Linked DNA regions of Homo sapiens: region 2 is linked to region 1. Evidence: chromatin loops called from intact Hi-C (ENCODE). Cell type or tissue: PC-3. All regions are shown on one strand.

The links. Hi-C counts contacts between places; a loop is a spot of excess contacts. Peaks named below come from ENCODE experiments on the same cell type or tissue, not always from the same donor. Only the 100,000 strongest peaks of a DNase experiment are listed, where the experiment ranks them.
Region 2: a loop joins it to region 1, with 5 times the contacts of the local background. A loop is called at or near these places in 3 of 110 quality-filtered maps.

Annotation. Positions count from the first base shown.
Region 1 is chr1:217,427,080-217,435,079 of GRCh38, reverse strand. It overlaps GPATCH2 (G-patch domain containing 2), which reads left to right. Exons shown (of 10, transcript NM_018040.5): 10 at 3,715-8,000. The coding sequence ends at 3,935. Among named protein-coding and RNA genes, the nearest start is that of GPATCH2, 200 kb to the left of the region's middle. In PC-3, a CTCF peak has its summit at 3,499; a DNase peak (open chromatin) is centred at 3,479.
Region 2 is chr1:217,559,884-217,567,883 of GRCh38, reverse strand. All of the region lies in intron 5 of GPATCH2 (G-patch domain containing 2), which reads left to right. Among named protein-coding and RNA genes, the nearest start is that of GPATCH2, 67 kb to the left of the region's middle. In PC-3, a CTCF peak has its summit at 4,518; DNase peaks (open chromatin) are centred at 5,173 and 5,473; H3K4me3 peaks cover 1,362 bases; H3K27ac peaks cover 1,681 bases.

The sequences.
Region 1 (8,000 bases):
AGAAGCCAACAGTAGATTTCACTCTAGAATCATTTTCCATGAATAATGAAGTATCTGTTACTTTTTTTTGTTTTTTGGGTTGTGTTTCTATGAGGAAAGATTTAGCATTTGAAGAATAAAATGTTCATTTTTCTTCTGAGTACAAGATAATGCTTTGTTTTATGTTATATTGTTTTATTTTTATGAAGAAGAGAAATGAAACCATCATTTAAAAAAATGAGAATGAGTTCTTTTCCATCTATATAAAAACAAAAGCATGAGAGTATGGTGGTCACCCCTGGGCTACCCTGCTTGAAATACCAACATTTTTCAATTATAATAGTGAATCAATTATCATTTGCTGTTCACTTTAGGACTGAAAATTCACCATAATTTAGCAGTTTTTTAGAAATATTTTAAATTGGCCTTACTGTTTTCTTAAATATTAAACAAATTTTAATTCTGAACTTTTGCAAGCTATCCTATCAAAAATGTGAGTAAACAGATGTATAGCCCAGAGCAGCAATAGACCTCTGGTCTGACTTTAGCTTAGGGTAGAAGTAAATTAATTCATGGCAATCACTGAAAAATCAGGGATATGAGACAACACGCTAAGGCACTGTTTAACCTGGCATACCTGATTAGCAGCTATCCAGAAAAAACTACATACCTTGGAGGTCTGTCCTGGTTACCACCATAATCATGGCTTCAAAATAAAAAATTAACTGCTTTTTTGTTATATTAAACATTTTTGACAAAAGATTTTTATGTTGTGCGTGCTTGCGTGTGTATGACTAAGAGGTCCATTTTTCACTGTCACACACAACACACATTCACACATATATTTATAATCTCTGTATATGCATTTTGCCCTTCTCAAGTGGTCAATAATTTTAGTCAAGAATTTTTCTTTGACATTGTTGGGTGTTGCCACTCAAGAGGCAAGTAGTTGAAGGTTCTTTCTGTTACATGGTAAGGTACTTGTTTCCATGAGCTATGAATCCATTTGAGAAATCCAAAGCCAATTAATCATTGGCTAGTTCTTACTCCCTTTAAGGAATTTAGCAAATGGCAATGATGTAGTCTTCTTCTTGGTCTTGAAATGCACTGAAGATTGAGAATACCAAAATGTTTAATAAACGGCTTTGAAAATCAATTGATGACTACTCCATAGTAAATAACAGGGGTGTAGGTATTAAAACTCATGTCTAGCACTTTGTGGCTTTCCTTGTTCTACAAGTGAGAATCACAGAGCGTGACTCACTTGCTGTTCCCCACAATGTGAGACACAAGTTACCAGAGAATATACACCGTTGGTTCAATGCTGACATTCCTTTTACTATTATTTTATTTTTTACTGTGAAATACATAGTTCAAAGAATACACTTAAAAATGTATATGTACAGTTTGGGTGTGGTGGCTCACGCCTGTAATCCCAGAACTTTGGGAGGCTAAGGCAGGTGGATCACCTGAGGTGAGGAGTTCAAGACCAGCCTGGCCAACATGGTGAAATCCTTTCTCTACTAAAAAGTACAAAAATTAGTTGGGTGAAGGCACACACCTGTAATCCCAGGTACTCGGGAGGCTGAGGCATAAGAATCACTTGAACCTGGGAGGTGGAGGTTGCAGTAAGCCAAGATTTCACCACTGCACTCTGGCCTGGGCAACAGAGTGAGACTCTGCCAAAATAAATAAATAAATAAATAAATAAATAAATATATATATATATATATATATATGAACAGCTTAAAGAACAATAATAAATTGGCCATTTGGGTAACCACAACTCAGGATAAGAAAGAGAACACTACTATACTCTGGAGTTTCATCGTTAATATTTTTGTTATTCTTATTGATGTTTGAGATCCAAGGATCCTTCTCTGCTGGTACCACCATTCTGAACATAGTCTCAGAGAAAGAGTAGGACAGAGAGTTCCAACTTTTTTTTGTAGTTGGGGAGAAGGTGCCGTAATAATCCTGAGTCAGGGAAGAAGAAAACTGATGATGGGAAAGGGATAGGGGCAGGGTGAGGTGTAGATTGGTGCTAAAGAGACTCATGAAACTTTGAGAGAAGTAAGTGGTTATGTCAACAGCTGACCATTTCAACCTCTGTCTAGGAAGACATGGTCCACATTTCAGAGCAGAAATATGCTAGAGCCAGGACTCAGCTGCTATACCACAGGCATTCTACTGATATTTGGAAAGTGTAGTATAGGAGGCCTATGGAGGGAATGGTGTCAAACTCTGTGTCCCTGTAAATTTGAGCCCTGGTGTAAGAGATTGGACTGGGCCGAATATGTTCTCACTAAGACAAAGGTTCTTTTAAGATAGACTTTCATCTCTCTTTTTTTTTCTCAAAGACTGCAATATTAGTTTGTCTGTTATTCACTTTCTTCTAAAAGGGGAGTAACCATAAGAAATGCTCTGATAATTAAGACTTCTGATTGCTTGTATTGGTTAGCTCCAGATTTACTATATTCCCTTTTCATACACCATAATCTAATACCTGCTGCTAGAGAAGGAACAGAAATGAACCAGTCAAGGAAAGAGCCAACCTATACCACACCTGGGACAGATCAACCAAGGCCAAGGACAAGCCCAAGCTTGCAATTGAAGGAAAGAGCTCAAGTTCTTGTATTTTTTGACTGTTATGGTGTTTGTTAATTTCTCCATCCTTGGATTTCAGATATCTAGTACTTCTGAGTTTTTCCCTAGAACAAAATATACAGTATCTATGCTCAACTTTTTCTATAAGAGCCTACAAAAAAAATTCAAAGTCTATTTTTGAAAATGTCATCAAAGAGAAAATGCTTAAAATAGATGCATTTCTCAATTACCTGCTAAGAAAATATGGTAAACAACATCTATATCTAAATTTCATGTTAAGCACTAACCAATCTCCTTTTTCAAATAAGGAATCAAGGGAGGGAAGGAGGGAAGGAGGGAGGGAAGGGAAGGAAGAAATATATCTATCTCTGGAGGCCTATGAAGGGAATTGTGGTCTATGTACCTGCAAATGTATATAATATATTTTTTAAGTTTTATAATATATATCTCTTTAATATTATTTTCCTCTATTTTCTTTCTACTAACTTATATAATCATTTAAACATGGCCATGGAAGGAAAAGGAGGAAAGGAACTAAAGGAGGCATATGTTACAGACTGAATAATAAATAACAAGGAGAGAGATTATAAGAATGTAAATTCCTAGGAATTCAAGATGCCACCAGTTGTGCTTTTTGTTTGGTTTGGTTTTAGTTTTGGTTCTGTTGAATGTCAAGGTCATGGGCAAATGTGAGATATTACAATATAGGTTGGTGATTTTCTGAATAATCCATAAGGCTAACATGGTAATGAAAATAAATCCATTAGTAGAGTACTTTATGGTTTACTGAGAAGTTTCTTTACATACATGATCTCATCTGTCCTACAAAGTTCTGTGAGATAGGCAATGTAGGTTGTATTATGGCTGTTTCACAGATGAGGAAACAAAAGCCCAGAGAGGCTGAATAGCTCACCCTGCTGTGAAGTGCTAGAATTGAAATTCTAAACAAGATCTTTCTTCCATTGTTCTCTCAACTACAAAAAGTATCCAAAGATGAATACGCAACCCCCTCTAGTACCTGGTTGAAAAACAAAACAAAACAAAACTTAGGAGAACATCGTTTTCATAGCCTAATATCTTCACCTGTGTTCATACTGATTAATGTGTGCTGTTGTTTTATCATTTCAGGATTTGTAGGTGAAAATGCCCAGCCAATCCTAGAAAATAATATTGGAAACCGAATGCTTCAGAATATGGGCTGGACGCCTGGGTCAGGCCTTGGACGAGATGGCAAGGGGATCTCTGAGCCAATTCAAGCCATGCAGAGGCCAAAGGGATTAGGACTTGGATTTCCTCTACCAAAAAGTACTTCCGCAACTACTACCCCCAATGCAGGAAAATCCGCCTAAGAAAAGCAAAGAAGAAATGTTTTACAGACTTTATTCACTATGTCCCATTGTTCTAAAATGATAACATGACTTCTGTTTTTGAAGCAAAAATCTACATTGCCTCAAACACATCACTCTAGCTTCCTTACTGCATACAGTCCTGCCATAGTGAGAGAAATGGGATTTCATCACAATTCATGGTGCTAAAATGAAAACCTCTGCACTTTAATTTTTTTCAGTAATTTCCAGCTATTTCTAGGTATAAAGAGCAGCTCGTTTCTCTTATTTATTTTAGTCTCATGTGTCAATACTTTCCGATGCTTTGCTTAATTCATGTATGTGTGCAGTGCTGCAATGCCCAGACAAACGTGAGCACACCCACCAGTTTCTAAAATGGAATAGACAGGAAAAGATTGTGTTTTATATCATCCCTATCTATTGTAACCCAAAAGACCTACCATCGCATCAGTGAAGTCCGAACACATCTTTGTTTGAAAGGCTTGTCAATTTCATATTCCTTGAATTGGCTTCTTGGTGAGGATTTTCTGACAGAGTGATACCCATCAATTTTCTATCCTTAGACAATGTAGTGTGAAGTTCACAGTTGACAAACAACAATTAATGTTTCCCTTGGATGTTTTGACAAAAATAAACCTCATCGTTGTTATCACCAGAGTGCCCTCTACCTTACTTTAATGCAGATTTTATAAATTTTACCTCATTTAGAACATAAAATAATTATTGAAAGAAAAATGTATTTTTTAAATTCACCGTGATTGAACTGTAAATTCTATTAATCCAGATGTACTTCTACCTCTGTTTTCCCAAAGATTGATATTATTTTTAAGATCAACTCAAGTGTAGTAAACGGATTTAAAATTTTAATCATTGGAGTAATTTATTACAATATTGAATCAATTTACATGAAAAGTTAAATGGCTCTCCCAGAACTCAGATTTCTGGCAATGACCCAACCCATTTAGAAGGTGAACAAAAGAAGTAAATGGTACTGATTTGCCCTTTCTAGGACCCAAGATGTTACTTTAAAACCTAGCAAAAGAGGTCGTTTGTATTACGTGCCTAGTATTGAGCTGTTTCTGAGTCATTTGCTTCATAGTATCAGAAATTCTAAATTGCTTTTAGTTTAGAAGATCTTTATTTATTATCTTCATTATTAACAACTTATTATGATGATGATTATTATCATTCTATTTATAATGGCCTTTGCTGGTTGAGTAAAGACTGAGATAACACATGTGAATCACCTTTCTAATGGGTTTTTAAAATCTTGTCACTTTCCAAAAGAGTTTTTTTGTTTCTTTTTTTTTTTTTTTTTTTTTGACAGAGTCTGCCTCTGTCGCCCAGGCTGGAGTGCAGTGGCGCACTCTCGGCTCACTGCAGCCTCCCCCTCCTGGGTTCAAGTGATTGTTCTGCCTCAGCCTCCCAAATAGCAGGGATTACAGGCACCCACGACCATACCCGGATAATTTTTGTATTTTTAGTATAGACGGAGTTTCACCATGTTGGCCAGGCTGGTCTCGAACTCCTGACCTCAAGTGATCCGCCCACCTTGGCCTCCCAAAGAGCTGGGATTACAGGCATGAACCACAGCGCCCAGCCCCCAGAAGAGTTTTTAAAAGGTGTTAAAGGAGGTTTATGCACGTAACAGACCTTTCTCAGGTGGTCCCCTAAAAAAAATCCTGCCAACTAGGGAGGGGAAGTCCAACCTGCTATTTGAAAGCCTTCACGGTTTGCCAAATGTACATTTCTTGAGAATTATCTTCTTTCCCAGGGATATTGTACCTAGAGGACAGGTTGGTTAGGGAACTATGGACGACCAGAAGAGATGTTCTTTTGAAGCATTCTTACTGGATAAAGTAACCCCATGGTATCATTACTTTCTACAAGTTTTTTACTTACAAATTTGCCATTTTTTTAACTGATATTTTCTAAATGCTCATTCTGTCTATGTAGCCGGGGGGAGATTATATACAAGTTTTAAAACTTCTTTGTGATAGTGTATTGTGCTCTGGGGTCTATTCAAAATTTGGTGTTTGAGGTTTTGTTAATTTGATTGCCTGGAGATCTGCTAAAATCCTAGAATCTCAAAAAGCCAAGTTTGAAGCCACTGAGAGCAAACAATGAGGTCATTGTTAGCCTGGTTCCACACTCCTGAGGACTTGGCTGTTCTTTTTCACCTTATTATGTTCTAATGGAAGTAAAAACCCTCATAGTGAAGAAGAGCAGTATATACACCAGACTAGTGTATAGGAACTTCTTCATTAAATATTGCAGTCCTTATGAGTGCTCTTTATTGTTGCTGTTCTGGACAGGTACAAATCTTCTGAAGCAACTTCTGTGGGATGTTAACTTAGCTTCTCTAACACCTAAAAAAATTCTTCTTTGTATTTTCAGCTAATAGAAGACAGTTCTTCTTCATCTTGACACCTAGAGCCCTCTATGTGATTCACAGAGGACTTAAAATACTTCTTACTCTGTTGAAGTGTTTAATTGTACAGAATATATGTACTCTACAGTATATGTGAATCAGCACTCAAAGCAGAGAAGTGATAACATCCCAAGCTTCCCCCATACTTCTACTGACATGCCCTCAGTCTTTAAGAAAACTCAGTACAGACCTGATGTTCTGGTTGTACCTGAACTTAATTGGAGAAACAAACGCAATTAAAATACGAATTTTTTAGTGCAAATCAAATGTCTTTCACCATCTGAAGCCCACTAATTTGTCTTTTATATATAGTTAATTTTTTGCCAGTTACAACGTCCATAGAACCCCAAGATTTAGAATGTATCATTTATATTTCCTCTAAAAGGTAGTAAGATATTTCTTCTGCTGTTTTGTGAAGCCACTCTTCTACAGTATCTGTAGCCTTATAGCAAATTAATTGGTTGTACTAAAAATTTTAGAGACTGCATAGGTCTCCCTTTTCTATCCTAATTACCTGCAATAGCCTAGAGACGCTGAGCATGATTACATTAGCAACTTGACTGTTTAAAAAATTTGTTATACTTGATAATGACCAGACTGTGTGCTGGAGTCATTTGTTTCCTTCTTTTCTGCTCCCCGAATACACTATTTAATTTGGTTACTTTTATTTTTAAACTATATGGCACCCTTTTAAATAAACATTCATTGCTAATTAAAATCTGCCAATAAATTGGTCTCAGCATTTAAATACCATATATTTTATAACTCATACTGTGGCTATCAAACAGAAGTTAACACAGTAGGGGTAAAGATATACATAATGTGTACCTATAGGTGTATTTATAATGCCTGTGTGCAGTATACAGACATAATTACAAAATACTGCATTTTATTAATGTTTATTTTAATATTGAGAATTGGCATTCTTGTAAATTGAACTGACAATTGCTTCTATTCAGTACACTTTATTTTGAGCAGATATTTCCGAAAAGAGAAAAAATCACTGTTGACATGCTTTTTAAAACTGTTTTCACCTGTATTTTGTCTTTCAAAAAGAAAAGTGATCTAAGTTGGCATTGTAAAGAAATTGTTAGCAAAGAATATTTTTTTTTATTTTTTCTTTTGGTAGAAAGTCATGTTAATAGTACAACAAAGAATCAAAGAATAAAACATAATGTTTAAGAACATTATTTATAAGTAGTCATTGTCTTTGTGCTTTAAATGTTTCCCTTTTACCTTAGAGTTATTTTTTAAAAGTTGAAAGTACTTTAAAAATTGGTTTAAATGAGTACCCATTGACAATTATCATTTAATAGTGCAGTTAAGTTCAGCGAAAAATTTCAATATCTCAAAAAAATTAGAGAAAAATATTGGTAAATGTATTTGATTCACAAATGTATTCATAGCCGATTGTGAGCTGCTCTACCACATTTTCCTGTTTTTATTGTTTCTGTGAAGCTTGATTAGACTAACTTGCTTAAGGTCTCTTTCCCCTCAAGGATTCTGTGATTCTAATGTAACAAGGTACACACGCTCTCTCTGACCACTTAAAGTATCAGAGTTCAAATCTGTTACAATCACTCCATTTCCTTTTGGAAAGTTGTGCCTCTCATAAAGCTGCTTGGACATTTTAAGTG
Region 2 (8,000 bases), 130 kb before region 1:
TGGCCTCCCAAATTGCTGGGATTACAGGCGTGAGCCACCACGCCTGGCCATAAATAATGTTTTGATGAACATTTTGGTGAATGAGATTTTCCTTTCTGAGACACGCACAAGGCATGCACAGGTATAAAATTATTTCCTTAGCATGAGTTACTTCAATAGAATTACTTTGTTGAAAACTGTAAATATTCTTAAATATTTAAAGCCAGAAGGCTTATACCAGTTTATGAACGGTGTCTAGATAACTCTTACAGAAACATCAGACAGTCCTCACCATTACATATGGGCATTTCTCCTGCATTATGTCTGTGTGTTCATAAAGCAAATCAGATATAAGGGAACAAAATTTGCACTGAGAACCAGCTAAGGTAGTGTGCTTGCACGTACTTTACAGTTGCATTGTTTTAGTGGCTTTGTGCTTTATCATAGATGATTTTCAAAATGTATAAGACATTACATTAATGGTAATGCTAATCATGAATTAGAAAAGAAGGGCCAATACTCTTAAGCAAATGGTAGATGTAAGTAAGAGCTATATTTAGGCTGGGTGCGGTGGCTCATGCCTGTAATCCCAGCACTTTGGGAGGCCCAGGCGGGCGGATCACCTGAGGTCGGGAGTTCAAGACCAGTCTGACCAACGTGGAGAAACCCCGTCTCTAGTAAAAATACAAAATTAGCTGGGTGAGGTGGCGCATGCCTGTAATCCCAGCTACTCAGGAGGCTGAGGCACGAGAATCACTTGAACCTAGGAGGTGGAGGTTGCAGTGAGCCAAGATCGCGCCATTGCACTCCAGCCTGGGCAACAAGAGCAAAACTCCGTCTCAAAAAAAAAAAAAAAAAGCCAGAAGTTATATTTGCTGAGTGATGTTTTAGTTGTACACTCATAGCCATAAAAAAACCTTTTACTATTAACTGTTTGCCTGAAAATAACTGTTATTATGAGTCTAAAAGCCTAATTTTCCAACCACAAGTTTCTCATTGAAACAATAGTTTTAATATCATTTTTAAAATTGTGAAGTTTGTTAAGAGTAAAACTGCCACAGTAGCAAAACAGTCTATATTCTATTTTAACTGTCTACTTTTGTATTAAATTCAAAAATGTAATCTCAATATTTCAACTGCATATTTTAACATACTTTTAAGGTAATTTGTACTCATCCTTTAAGTGTTAATTTAAATGTCACTTTTGGATGCATGCTTTCTTGATCTTTCCCAAAGTGATCAAACTGGTTAGAAGAATAATGAAGGAAAGTAAACAAAGGAATGGATATTTTCCATATGTTTCATTAATAATTGGATTGATGAGTTAATTTTTCATATACTGGATGTGATATTCATTCATATCTTTTGCCCATGTATTGATTTGTATGAACTGTATATAAAAAATTAATAATGCTGTGCCTGTCATATTTGTGTGTAATGAATTAATTCAGTATACAAAAAGGAGATCTGTAATAGTGATACATATGCAGTTTTAGACCTAATGATAGAAGAACATCTAAAGATTAAGGAGTTTACCCTTCCCACAGCATAGGATGAATATTCAATTGGTAAGGACAAGTGAGCACAAAAGGAAGTTTTAACTTTTCAATATCTTTATTTTATATCTTTTTTCTGTATTTGAATTGCTTCAGCTGAGGCTGGATAACTGCTAGTCAAGTATCTAAAATTTCTATATTTATAAGAAAGTTGCACTTACAGAATGCTGTGGTAAAAATTGCAAACTATTTGCTTTTTCATCTTATTTTATTGGGGATCTTTTTTTTTTTTTTTTTTTTTTTTTTTGAGACGGAGTTTTGCTCTTGTTGCCCAGGCTGGAGTGCAATGGCATGATCTCGGCTCACCACAACCTCTGCCTCCCAAGTTCAAGCGATTCTCCTGCCTCAGCCTCCCTAGTAGCTGGGATTACAGGCATGTGCCACCACACCTGGCTAATTTTGTATTTTTAGTAGAGATGAGGTTTCTCCATTTTGGTCAGGCTGGTCTCGAACTCCCAACCTCAGGTGACCCACCCGCCTGGGCCTCCCAAACTGCTGGGATTACAGGCATGAGCCACTGCGCCTGGCCTAGAGATCTCTCTTACTGTAGATATTAGGTTGGATCGCACAGAAAAGCATAGAACTTTTTTTTATATACGTTTTATTTATACGTTAAGTTTCAAGCCTTAAATATATTCCTTAGAACACTTGGTTACCTGAAAGTGTGGAGATGTTGATGAATTGTCTTAATAGTTACAAAAAAGAAAAAGAAACCTCACACATCATGGATACTCATTTGCCAGTTTACAGTGTTAAAGTAACCATGTAGCAATGAATCTGTGTGTGAAATGCATGCATATGTATGTTTTCCTAATTCTTTTAAGAGTATAAAATAATACAGTTGTCCATGCCTGTTTTTGCTCATCACTATTATGATAAGTGAAATAAAACTCCTGGAAAGTATTGTTTTTCTTTTCAGGAATTTCCTTAAATTTCGTAAAGAATAATAACTGTTTATTTTAAAAAATTGAATTTCTCTACTTAGGAATTTTTCTGTATTCAGTTACAAATACAAATACAAAGTATTAAGTTTTCTTTTTTTCTCTTAATGTACATTGACTATAAATAAATGCACTTGCCCTTATACATTTGCATGTTTGAAAATCAGTATTTTATATATAGATTTAAGCGTTGGACTAAAGGAATTCCAGGGACTTGAGGTTCTTAGAACATTTAGGGCCTTTTGTATTGCCAGTAGTGAATAATTCAGTGACTAAAATCTCAAATAATAAATCATTAGTCAAATTAGCATTACCTTTTAGAGTTGAATGTAAAATTTGTTGATCAGCCTATTCATGACAACACAGGAGCCCACCAGTTCCTGTTTTTTGTGCTCAGCACTGTTTAAACATTCTGCTTCTTCTTTTTCAACTCTCCTCAATGATGTCTAGTTTGAGAGGCAGAACAAAAGTATTTAATGTAATATTTGTAAAGGAAATAAATGAGATCGCAGTCATTTTTTTTAGACTATGATATCTAAAAACTTAACACTTAGAGCCAGCAGCACGTTTTTGTCTTTCCTAAAGTATGCATTATGGAAATGTATTAATAACTTAATATATGGTTGTACCCAAGTTAGGATTTCACTGATATTTGTTTCTTTCTTGATTTTTCTTAATGAAAGAAGCAGACACTTCTGAAATAGATTGTAGCCATGGGGAATTTCGTGTCCTTGGTTGTTCAACACACATACACCTGCTGTATTATTTGGCCATAAACCAGAAAAAAAGTTGTAGCTGAAATGGAAAAAAATGGGACATTCTGTTGCATTTTGAGTATGTTTTCAAAGAGTTGCTGGAAGGTAAGCCTTGACTCGGTGATGTAATGTGTGGAGTCAAACGGAGTATTTGCCGTGCCGGAGAAAACTAATGGAAACATTCACTTGGGGTAAGACAAATGGTATTAAATGAGAAAACACACCATGAATTGCAAATGGAGCTGAGTTAATTTGTTGCTACAGTAGTGTTGCCCTACTGTTAAATGAAGGCTGTGTAATTATCTTGCTGGCAGAGATAATGTCAAAACCTCATTTCTCCTTACATGCCTCGTTTTTACATGAGGGCTAATTGAGCTGCAAGGTGACAACTGATTATATATGGCTATCATCTGGTCCTCTTGCTCAATTTGCAAATAACGTTACCCTTTTTTACAGTGATGATTTTTATCGGACTTCGAGTAAGATATTAAAGAAACTTTTTGAACTCTTTGAGTAATTCACAACATTCCTTTCTGTCTTCAAATTATTCTGGAATAAATTATCGTTTTTATACATACTTCTTTTTTTTTTTTTTTTTTTTTTTTTTCGAGACGGAGTTTTGCTGTTGTTGCGCAGGCTGGAGTGCAATGCCGCGATCTCAGCTCACCACTATCTCCGCCTCCCGGGTTCAAGTGATTGTCCTGCCCCAGCCTCCTGAGTAGTTGGGATTACAGGCATGCGCCACCACGCCTGGCTAATTTTGTATTTTGAGTAGAGACGGGGTTCCTCCATGTTGGTCAGGCTGGTCTCGAACTCCTTACCTCAGGTGATCCACCCGCCTTGGCTACCCAAAGTGCTGGGATTATAGGCGTGAGCCACTGCGCCCGGCCTACATATACTTCTTTAAAACTTTCTCTTCATTCTTCTGACGTGTCTATATAACTGTAGTTAGAGATAGCAATATTTGTTTTCTTTTTACTTTGTAGAGCATTATAGTTATGTTGGGTCAAAAATTATTTCTCTCCTGTTTTAATTTCTGGAAGTTTAAGCTTTTTTAGGTATTGAAAATAGGATGTCAGCATCAAATAATAGGAAAATGTACCTTATTTCTTTATCAATGTCAATCAAATTCTTACTTAGATTTCTTTCTTGTGGATATATAGGACTGAACTCATTAACCTCTAGGTTTTTTCTGTCTCACTATCATGGTAGGTCTCAGTAGAAAAAAAGATGTTTGTTTACCATAGAACCAGTTTTATTAATTTTGGCTCAGTCCATGAGGAGGCAGCATTTTATATAGTATGATTTTTTATTTATTTGAAGTTTGAAGGGTTGAGCAGTATAACTATTTTTTGTAGTTTTTAAGGTTCCTGAATATATACTAGATGCAATTCATTACTTCAAGGAAAAGACCTAATAGTGGCTGTATAACTACAAGATAAATTGTTGCTCCATTGGAGAATCTTCTGGCTTAATGCAAAATTCTGCAAAGGAATTCAAGCTAGGGATGTTAAGCTAGGCTAGTAGGAACGGATATTACCTTTACTTGTGGGATAGTCTAAATTTGAGAATAAATATCAGACAACTGGGTACTTTGGAGTCCAAGTGTAGTTTGGAGTGAATAGAAACCCCATAGCAACTTAGCAAACTTGTCCAAAGTCATTAACAATAGCAATAACAACAGAAGTTTATTCATAGAACAAAAATAGTGTGTTGCCCAATATTTCATAGTACTGTTAAAGTTTTCAAAGTTTACTACTAGAAAAGAGTAGGAAGAATAGCTGATCTGTACTGTTTTTTTGGGTGCCAAGTGTCTTAGTTAACCTTTACAACAACTGCATGAATTAGAGAGTATTATCCCGTTTTAACAGATGAAGAAACCAAAGTGCAGAGATGTTAAGTGAGTTATTCAGGATCACATTGCTAGTAAGTGACTCATGATACTAAGCAAACCCTGTGGTTTGAACATATGTGTCTATCTCCAGTTTATTAATGATAATATGGAAGCTCAGTGAGCCGAAAACTTGTTTCAGATTAGACCACTGGTAAATGTACAGTGTGGTTCACATCTGGATCTTTTCACTCTAGGTTCATTGTTGTTGCCCTCGTCTTTGTTAATTTCTCTTTCTATCCTTAAAACCAAGCCCCATATTTTCTTGATCAGTGTTTCTCTGTCCTAGTAGTTTTCCAACTGTGTTCCATGAAGCCCTTGATTCCCATAAGTTGCCTCAGGCCTAGTGAAGGTGCCAAGGCATGGGTAAGAGGATAGGAATCCAGCCTGCCATCATAGTAATTCACTTAGCCTTAAGGTTCCAAGCAAGATTTTTATTAGGAAAATTTTCCTGCCGAAAAAGTTACAAAATAATATGCTCTACTCCATGTAACATTATTCCTAGACCTCTGTTTACACCTGTTTATGAAGTTAATAAACCCAATGCTGTGTTTTAAAAAAGGGAGGGGGGCATTCCGTGTTAATTTCAGTAGTATTTCTAAGCCACTTGTCTCCTCCCCAAGCACTGGAGTACTTTTCAGATCATTTGGAATTGCTAAGGTTGATCTTGACTGCTGGGGCACTAGTGTGGTGATAGTTTTCTTGCACTGCGGGGCTTTGGTGGTAGAAAGGAGAAAAGTTGTATGCTCAGGTATGTTCAGAACTTGGCATGCCTGATTGAAGAGAGATATTCTTCCTTGAAATTCCAGTATACCTGCTTGAGAAAACACAAACTAGAACCAGTCCCCAGAGAGAATAATTTTTCTATCCTTAAGGGCTTGCCATTGCCTGTTAGAGATCCTTTGGGTCCGTTCAGAAGCAAGGCAGGTACCTAATCATACCCTGCAGAGGAGAGTGTCTGTGAGCTGTGTACCCCATGTTTCTCCTCTACTTCTTGCACTTGTCAAGGGATGAAAACAGTGGTGATGATCTGGTTTCTGAAAGTCTGTAGGTCACTCAGACTTTCAGTGAGCCAGGCTCTAGATAACCACATTTATCTCAGAGGAAAGTGGGGAAAAGACCATTGGCAGAAGAGGAAATACCGATGTGTGAAGACACCGTTTTGAAAATGAACTTGGCACAAATCAAAGTTTGAAAAGAATAAACAGGATTATTTTGTGCAGTTAAAAAGAGAAGGAGTTTCTACTGAATATGGTGGGCTTGCCTAAAATGCATTAAATACACACACACACCTCGATGACAAACGTCATCATACATCTTCTCGCTGCTTGAAGTGTCACCTATTTTTCAGTTTTTTATTCTCCAAGTGTGATTTTATCTCAGTAACTGCTGTGCGTATGTTTTTAGATAAACCTTTTCTTCAGTTTTAGTGACACCAGAGCTCCTCCTGTCAGCAAAGCAATGGTGTTTATGATTATTTTATTAAGTTTTGTAGCAGATGCAGTTATTGACCCTCATGTTGAGTTGTAATTTTAAATGTCTGGTTTGATTCTGCATTCAAGGAAAAACCAAGTGTATTGCAGAAGTGACTTTGAAAACTGCAGCATTTCAGGAAGGTGTAAATAATGCACAAATAGTATAGAGGTCTTTTCTTTCTTTGTTTTTGTCTGTTTGTTTGTCTGTTTGTTTTCCAGAAGTGAATGGAATTACTCACATTATCAAAACTGTTTATTTTTAAACTTTGAGTATTCCCTTACCTTTTCAAATGAAATTAGGACTAACTGAGCATCCTTCTTCCCTACCCCATTAAATAACACTTACCACTGTCTATGCCAACTTTTAAAGTTAAAATCTTAAAATAGTGCCATCTTACACAGAGAAAGTGAAAAATGAAAACTTTAACTGATTAGTACCTGAAGAAAATATAACCGCCATGGGAGACAGACAGTCATTCTTTGTTGTTAAAACAGGGTTGGGAATGCTACTAACTTCCAGTTGGAAGAGTCCTGGGATGCTGCTAAGCATCCTGTGTACACACCAGTCTCCCACAGCAAAGAATTAACCTGGCCCCAGATGTCAATCATGCAGGGGTTGAGAAATTCTGCTGTAAATGAAGCACCTACAGAATTGGAGGTTCATAATTGTTGGGCCATTATATTCCGAATGTTTGAAGTTTGCATATTCACTTAATGTTTTATTTGATAACCTTAAGGCAAAATGTGTTCAAGAAAGTATATATAGGTGAGAATTGGCTGCTGCATTTTATTATATTTGGAAAGTGTTTGTGCAGAAATGGAAAAACTGGGTTTTTTCATTCATTCAACATGTATTGAGCCCCACTATTTGCAAGACACTGATGAGCAAAGAGGAAAACAAATACCCCTGAGGAGTTAAATGATGAAGAAAGTCAAACAGTGACTTCCAAAACCATTTGCTCAGAGCTGTGATAACATACAAGGAATAGGATACTGTGGGTATAGCGAGGAAGGACAAGTAGCATGCACTCACAAGGTGGATGTAGGCAAGGCTCTTGGAGTACAAGCTTCTTAAGCTGAGCCTTGCAAAACAAACACGAGTAACCAGGAAAATGAGGTGGAGAGGAAGAATAAAAGGCATTCTGGCCGGGCATGGTGGCTCACACCTGTAATCCCAACACTTTGGGAGGCCAAGGCAGTGGCTGAGGTCAGGAGATCGAGACCATCCTGGCCAACATGGTGAAACCCCATCTCCACTAAAAATACAAAAATTAGCCAGGCATGGTGGCGTGTGCCTGTACTCCCAGCTACTTGGGAGGCTGAGGCAGGAGAATCGCTTGAACCAAGCCTAGAATAGCCTGATGTGGGAGAGTGAGGGGTATAGACCTCTCTCTCTCTCTCTC